3 separate regions of the Homo sapiens genome follow, and all the other regions are linked to region 2. A link is a loop called in an ENCODE intact Hi-C map of the cell type or tissue named here. Cell type or tissue: heart left ventricle. All regions are shown on one strand.

The links. Peaks named below come from ENCODE experiments on the same cell type or tissue, not always from the same donor. Only the 100,000 strongest peaks of a DNase experiment are listed, where the experiment ranks them.
Region 1: it touches region 2 in a loop (2.4-fold over the local background); 2 of 110 quality-filtered maps call a loop at or near these places.
Region 3: it touches region 2 in a loop (4-fold over the local background); 9 of 110 quality-filtered maps call a loop at or near these places.

The regions. Positions count from the first base shown.
Region 1 is chr16:48,900,790-48,903,289 of GRCh38, reverse strand. No RefSeq gene overlaps it. Among named protein-coding and RNA genes, the nearest start is that of N4BP1, 290 kb to the right of the region's middle. In heart left ventricle, a CTCF peak has its summit at 1,163; no DNase peak of the experiment used is centred here; H3K27me3 peaks cover 2,093 bases.
Region 2 is chr16:48,686,173-48,688,672 of GRCh38, reverse strand. The region is part of intron 1 of LOC105371240 (a long non-coding RNA gene); the gene reads right to left. Among named protein-coding and RNA genes, the nearest start is that of N4BP1, 77 kb to the right of the region's middle. RefSeq lists a silencer at 1,033-1,152. In heart left ventricle, a CTCF peak has its summit at 1,032; a DNase peak (open chromatin) is centred at 1,092.
Region 3 is chr16:49,182,970-49,185,469 of GRCh38, reverse strand. No RefSeq gene overlaps it. Among named protein-coding and RNA genes, the nearest start is that of CBLN1, 98 kb to the left of the region's middle. In heart left ventricle, a CTCF peak has its summit at 1,278; no DNase peak of the experiment used is centred here.

The DNA of each region.
Region 1 (2,500 bases), 210 kb before region 2:
ACATCGCCTCCCTGTGGCCCAGGAGCTTCTCCTCTCAGCCTGGTGGTTGTCTTGGAGACCAAGAGCTCCGGGGAGAACACAGGCACTTCCAGCCTCCCCAGGCTTCCCTAGGGACAAAGGAAGATTTCCTCCAAAGGCGGGGCTTTTTACCCAAACAAAAGCACATAAAACAGCATTTGCCGGACAAATTCATCCGAAGAAAGTTGAGGACAGCTGGGTCTACAGTCCTTCACTTCCACCTCACCCCAGGAGGACTGCAGAGTGAGCTGGGAGCAGACCTCCACCTGCTTTCCTCATCTGCTCACAGCTGAGTTCTGAAATTAAACCACCTGGATTCAGATCCTGACTCCTTATGTGCTAGATCTGTCACCTATGTGAATGATTTGACTCCTCTAGGTCTCAGTTTCCCTATCTATGAAATAGGGATTTTTTAAAAATCCCTACTTCTGAGAGTAGTGATGCTCATTTGAAATCATGCAAATAAAGCACTTAGAACAGTACCTGGCCCAGAGAAGCGGTAAACACTGTGCTATTAATATTTCCTTGGGGTTGGGGGGACCCTGCTCAGTGTAAATGTGAGCTGCTGGTTGAAAGAAGAGTTGGAGTCCTCAAGCCTGTCCATCACCAGAGCCCCTGGGGTTGAGATGAGAAGCTGGAGAGGCGGGGGTGCTGGTTGTTTGCTTTACCAGTCCTAATGACTTATTACACCAGCCCCTGGCAAGAGAGTAGAAAGGAAGAAGATAAAAAATCGTAGCATCGATTTTTCCAGCACATGAATCCAGCAATGTTATTTCCAGATCTATCCTTTTTGAAATTAAATTAAATAAACTTTAGCTCAGTTTGTCAATTTGCTGAAAACCTTCTCCATCTGACTTTCTCCTTGGCAGTGACGGGGGCTGGTGGAGGATGTTTTCTCTAGGAAGGCATTATTGCATTAGGAGAAGTGAGGCTTGTGATGACATTCCAGAATTTTAAGAGCTTTTCAACCCAATGAGGTGTCAGTTTGCAAGTGCATTTTCCATAACCATTAGGTAGGCATTTTAACAAATGGGGACTGTGATGGGTGAGTCCTGCTGGAGTGAGTTATAATGGCAGGACTGCACTCTTATTCAGAACTGCGGTCCCTCCGGTGGCAGAGTTGCCTCCCTGCTCCACAGACACACGTTAGGAAAACCAGAAGTATATTCCTCTTTTACTTCAATTATGAGATTTTTCTTTCTTTCAAAAACAATAAAGGTGCCTGTTATTTCAGGTGAGAAAACATCGTCTTGAGACTGCCTCAAGGAGAGGTGTTTTCCGAGCCCAAACTCACCCAGGTGCAGGGCTAATAAAAGCCTCTCGAGGGGCCAGGTAGGGGCAGACAGGAGTAATAAGTGGCCTGTCAGTCATCCTAACCAGCCAGAACCAGTCATGTGGATCTGCGGGGAGATTACACACAGTTAACTGGCTAGGAGTAAGAGGGGTTCATAAAAGCTGGCTCCATATCCTCTGGTTTGTTGTGATGAAGGTTCAGCGATTACATCCACACTGCCTGGACTTCAATTTGCCCCTAAGATCCTCGAACACTGAAAAGTCAGGACTGTGGTGTCCGGGAACAAGTGAAAATGGCCCAGGGACCAGTCTTTTTTTTGGAAGTCATGGCCCAAGGACCTGAACCATTCCAGGTTATCTGAGTTGTTCAGGAGCTTGGTCCTAGATTCGATGGGATGTCCAGAGTGGCTTCAGCTGAGCCAATGCTCAATTTAGTCTTCAAAACTGGATTCCTACTTATTCTTCAAAGCCTGAATTAAGTATCTCCGCCTATGTGAAGCCATCTTCAACCTTTCTGAGACAGAATGAGCCAGAGTTTCCTTCCTGCTCCCAGAACATTTAGGAACACCCTCTAGCACCCAGTACTGTGATGATCTGTCCTCCCCAGCCTGCTCATCCTTCCCAGCCTCTCCAACAGCTCCCGGCACAGAGGCGAGACACGCAGGGAACACTGGCCAAAAGAGATCCCAGGGAACCCCTCCAAGAGATAATGACAATAGTTTGTCACAAATTCTGGCTTGAGCTTATTAGACTGGTTTGTAGTTGGGGGAACTTCGGAAAAAACTAAATTACTGTTTAACTAAATCATGACACACCCATCAATAGGCTATTATGTAGCAATTAACAAAGATAGAGGAGATATATATTTATTGCTTTGAAAAGATGTTTGTGACGTGTGATTAAGTGAGAAAAAAACAAGTTAGGAAACAATTTGTATAATATGAGCCCATTTTATTGGAGGAAAAATGTTTCTCTGTCTTTCTTTCTCTCCTACACACACACACACAAACACACACACACACACAATCTTGGGTTATATCAATAGAAGTGAAGTACCAGATCACAGGAGCTACAATTGAAGTATCAAATTTCTGAAGAACATTGACAAAATCATCTTTATCTGCAAGAGGGTGACTAAAATGGAGAAGGATCCAAAACCATGTCATTTGAATAAGGATAGAAAGAACTG
Region 2 (2,500 bases):
TATTTGTGTGAATTGAAAAGATCTTATGTCTAGAGCCTCAAACTGGCAAACAAGAAAAACAAACCAAAAAGGAAAATGAAAAAGAGGGAAAGAAAAAAAAATAAGAGGGAAAGGCAAAGCATTCATAAAAGCATTCAGAACCCAAAGTGGTATCATGGCAAGATCAGGGGCCTTTTGAGTGTCTGAGACATGGGTTTGAATTTTAGTTCTACCCCCTTATTAGTTTTGTCATTTTATCTTTTCCTTTTTTCTCTTTGGCACAGTCTCGTTGTCTATCAAATCTAGTGATACCTACTTTTCAGGAACATTGTGAAGATTAAGATTACAGAAGAGATGATGTTGTTTGTTGGTTGAGTAGGCTTTCAACAAATAGTTTCGGTTACTGTCATTTCACCAGAAATGGCTCTTTATGTTCGAGTTAAAATGCATTGGATAATTGTTTTGTAATGGAAGCGGCAACAAAATTATAATCAAAGGAGCAACACAGCATGTGCCATGTAGAATTCTATGCTATGGTTTGGTTTAGAAGTCAACGTTTTCATCTTTATTTTATGCCTAATATAAAAATGCCTCAAGTTTATTTACCAACTAGACACTAATGTGCATTCTAAGGGAAATTACCCTCACCAGGATCTGACTCTGGCTATAAAATGTTAAATAACAAATCACTTAGTGAAAGAAAAATTTTTTTTGCTTTTAAATAAAGATGAGAGGGATAGTGGAATTCATAAAATAAGTCAGTCATATCTGTGCTTTGCTCTCTTCAACACATCACTAAAACAAGGGTCCTCCTGTCTCCATTTATCTTAAACTGAACTAAGGCTCCCAGCTCCTGCAAATGAGACCTCAAATGATCAATTACATCTTAGTGCACGAAGTCAAAGGGTAAATGTATTATTGCTCACCACAGGCCGACCCTAACCTCAGGATTAATGCCATAAACAAAAAAAAAGGAAAAATATAGTTAAGCCTGTGAAGGCACTGGCTTTGGTCTCCAAAAAATTACAAAAGGGAAATGATGACCCCTACCGTTAGGAACAAGAACAGACAGCCTGCTTTGGGAACCTGGAGAGGGCCGTGTGGAAGGAGGCGTGGTTATTGAGAGCCGCAAGGACACCGGCTCCCACAGTGGTGTGTTTTCCTGTTGAGGCCCCACTGGACAGGAGGCCCTGGCTTCCCCTTGAGGGATCTCTGCGGGAAGCAAAAAATTTATAAGCTCTCCGTTTAAAATATTTTTAATGTTTTAATTAAGAAGCTTGGGCTTGCTTTGGTAAATGTAACTTTTTTGCATTATATTTTATGCTTGAAATGACCACGCAATTTCTGATAAAGACTTGTTAATGATGATTTCTCCAAATTCCCAGTGGTCATCATCCATGGGAAAACTTGTATGCACAGGTAACAATGAAACATTTTTAATATTTTAACAATTCCAAAATTGTTGAAGTTATACTTAAAGGATCTAATAGCTCTTTGGCATGTGGAAATTTCTTGTAATAATGCAAAAGTTTTTCAAATTCAACCCAGCCTTTTAACATTAAGTATTTTCAAATAATGAGGAAACTATAATCTGCAAAACATGAATTGTTGGAGGTGTCATCCTGCAGCAAGCTTAGACACCACAGAGAGAGCTTGTCAGCCACAAGTGGACAGACAGCCAAGAACTATATTTCTATTTCAGGGCTTCTGCTTGGAGCTGTGCTTCACACTATCCCTGCCGAACCTCCTCAGTGCCACCCCATTCTTCCTATAATGACCACCTACCTCTTCCCTGCCCAGCCTACAACGCCCTCCATTGCCCACCCTATCCTGATGTCATCATCCATTCCTTTCCAGGCCCCTCACTGGCTGACTGACTTTCTCCATGGCTCTTTCCTGCCCCAGGACTTTCACACGAGCTGTTCATTACCTCTGCCCAGAACATTCCTCCCCTGTCTTCGCCTAGCTAACCCCTATTCACGTGTGTGTTCCTCAGGATGCCTTCTCTGATCACAACAAAGTCTCCCCATGCTCACGGTTTTGTATTTCAGTTTCCTCGTCTGTAAAAACGGAAATAAAATAGGTTTGTTTTGAGGAATAAATGAGATATGACACATTTAAGCACCTAGAACAGTACCTGGCTTGCAATGAATGTTCAATAAATCATCACTGCACTTTCACACTTTTCCTCTGTGGCCTGTATCACAACTATAAATAGATATTGATTTGCTTGTATTTGTTCCTCACTAGGCTGTAAACTCCATCAAGGCCAGAGAACATGTCTTTTTCTTTTTCCACCACTATATACCAAGGCCCAGCATAGTCCCTGGTGTCAATGTATATTTAGGGTTTTTATTGTTATGATTGTTGTTTTATGTGTATATTTTCATTTTCCTTCCAACATTTATTTCAGGTTCAAGGGGTACATGCGAAGATTTGTTACATGAGTAAATTGCATGTCATAGGGATTTAGTGTACATATTATTTCATCACCCGGGTAATGAGCTTAGTAACAAATAGG
Region 3 (2,500 bases), 500 kb before region 2:
CCCAGTGATTTCACTTCTAAGTATTGACCCACAGAAAAAGAAAATATATGTCTACAAAAAGGTTTGTACAGGAATGTTCATAGAAGCTTTATTTGTAATAGTTATAACCCATGTCCATTGACAAGAGAATGAATAAAGTAGTATATTTGTTCAATACTATATTACTCAGTAATAGGAATAAACTACCAACATATGCAATAACATGGATGAATCTCAAAATCATTATTTTGAATCCAATAAGTCTTAAATAAGTGTATCTACTATGTAATCATTTATATGAAATTCTACAGGACAAAACTAGTCTACAGTGGGAAGAAATCAGAATAGCAGTCGCCTCTGGGGAATGGAGGTAAGAATTTATAGTCAAGATGCAAGAGGGTATTCCCTGGCAGTGATAGTAATGTTCTAGAACTTGGTAGGAGTTTTGAGTCACACAGGTGTGAACACTCATTAAAACTCATGGAATGCATTTAGGATTTTTACATTTTATTATATGTAAATTTTATATCAGCACAAAGAAACTGCAAACAAAATTTGAACTCTTTTAATAAAATCCATGCTGGGCTACTTAGGGGAAAATATATAAAGTCTTCAATTTACTTTGACTTATACCCCAAATAAAATGGATTAATGGATGGCTAAAAGAATGGATAGATGGGTAAATAACGTGATAAAGCATGGATAGTAAACTGTTCGTAGTGGAATCTAGATACTGTGATTCACTGTAATATTCCTTTAACTTTACTATATGCTTCAATATTTTCATAATAAAACATTGGTAATAAAAGAACTCTAAAATATTTTTTGAGAAAGAAAAAATTTCAGAGCTGTCATTTACGTCCGGGTGACCTTGTCATTTCTGAGTCTCCCAGGAGTGCTGAAAGGATACGTAACCTTCTGTATACGCATGAGTGTTTTGCAGGTCCTCAGGGTTTTTACCCATGTTGGTAATTGAACCCTGCAGATCAGGCAGCAAACAACCTGTATCAATGCCTACCCCGTCCCCACCCTGCCTGTATCATTCCTCCCCTTCGTCCCTAGAATAGTTTTGATGATCGCATAAAACAACCAAATAGCAGACGCAGACGGCACTTTACAGAACATGTCTTAAAAACTCCCCGATTACATATTTACTCCAAACCCATCAGAAAGGAGATGGCTGTGTATCGTTAATGAGGGCTGTTTGAGAGTCAAGTGTTCAGCAAATTTGGCCAGTGGCCACTTAGGGAGTTCCAACCTCAGAATCACCAGGTGTAGTAAATGTATACACCAAAAGGGGCCGCTGCTGCTCACTCTCGCTACCCCCAGCAGCAACCACCTGGGCACACCCAAGGCCTGGGTAGATACTGTCTGCTTCCTCCTCTGGAGCTTGCAGATCCTGGAGATGGTTACCAGGACCACAGGGCTTCTTGGGTTAAGCCCACCAAAAAGGAATGCGTGGGACCAGGGTGGAATACAGGGATAAGCAAACGTAAGGAAAAGCTGAGCTAGCAATTCCAAGGGGCTGCTTCAGTATGTTTTCATTAAATAGCAGTGGCCCCAGCCTCAACAATGAAGGCCCACATCTGCCCCTGGCTGGGGTCAGGGGTGAGAGAGAAGTAGGGGCCCCGGTTTACACCTTTCTTCCTGTGTGATTGGGGCAAGTCCCTTTCTCTCTCTGGACCCCAGACCCTCCTTCTGCAAAATGAGGGTGTCCAGATTCATTCAGAAGTTTCCCTTCTAAGACTCTGTAGTCTATTTGCAGTATTCCCTAAAACCTAAGACACAGCATGCATTTAGGCACCATAGCAGCACAGGTTCATACAGACGTGACAGTCATTGCTTGTGCCTGGAATTGTCTACTCAGTGTGCTAGTGTTGCTGACCCAAAGTTCTGATTGGCAGTTATAGATACCCTATAACAAAGAAGTAAATATGTATTTCTTTCACCCCAAACATACTGTTATCACCTTATAAAAATGCGACACAGCACTGATCGCCTTCAAAGTGCCAGACACTTTGCCAAGCACCTTAAATACATTATTTCATTTAATTAGGTAAACTTTGTTCATAGGCATTATTTCCATTTCACAGGGGAGCAAACAGAGGGTGAATGGATTGATACCTTATCCAAAGCCATGCAAGCTGGTTAGGAGCTGAACCCACGTCTGCATTCTTTCTGCTCCGCTCCAGTCTCTCCAACACTGCAGAATCCACTCCACCACCCTAACACAACTGTCGTTAGCATCTTGATAAATATGTATCACCCCTTTTTAGTTAAAGACATACATACTGTGTACGTCTTTCATACATTAAAATGTGAAAATGAGTTGTTAAAAGATGCTGTTTGGTAAAAATGTCAGGTTAATGGGAGAGAATAATAAAAGGTGTGCTACATTCTTTTGGTCAGAGAAACATCTGGACGAATCAGTTGAACCCCATAATCTTGGTTGGCCCAGACTGGCTGCAGCTTAGATCTGTGAGCACAGGCAGGTGAGGTCTATTTTCAAATAATAGTTGAC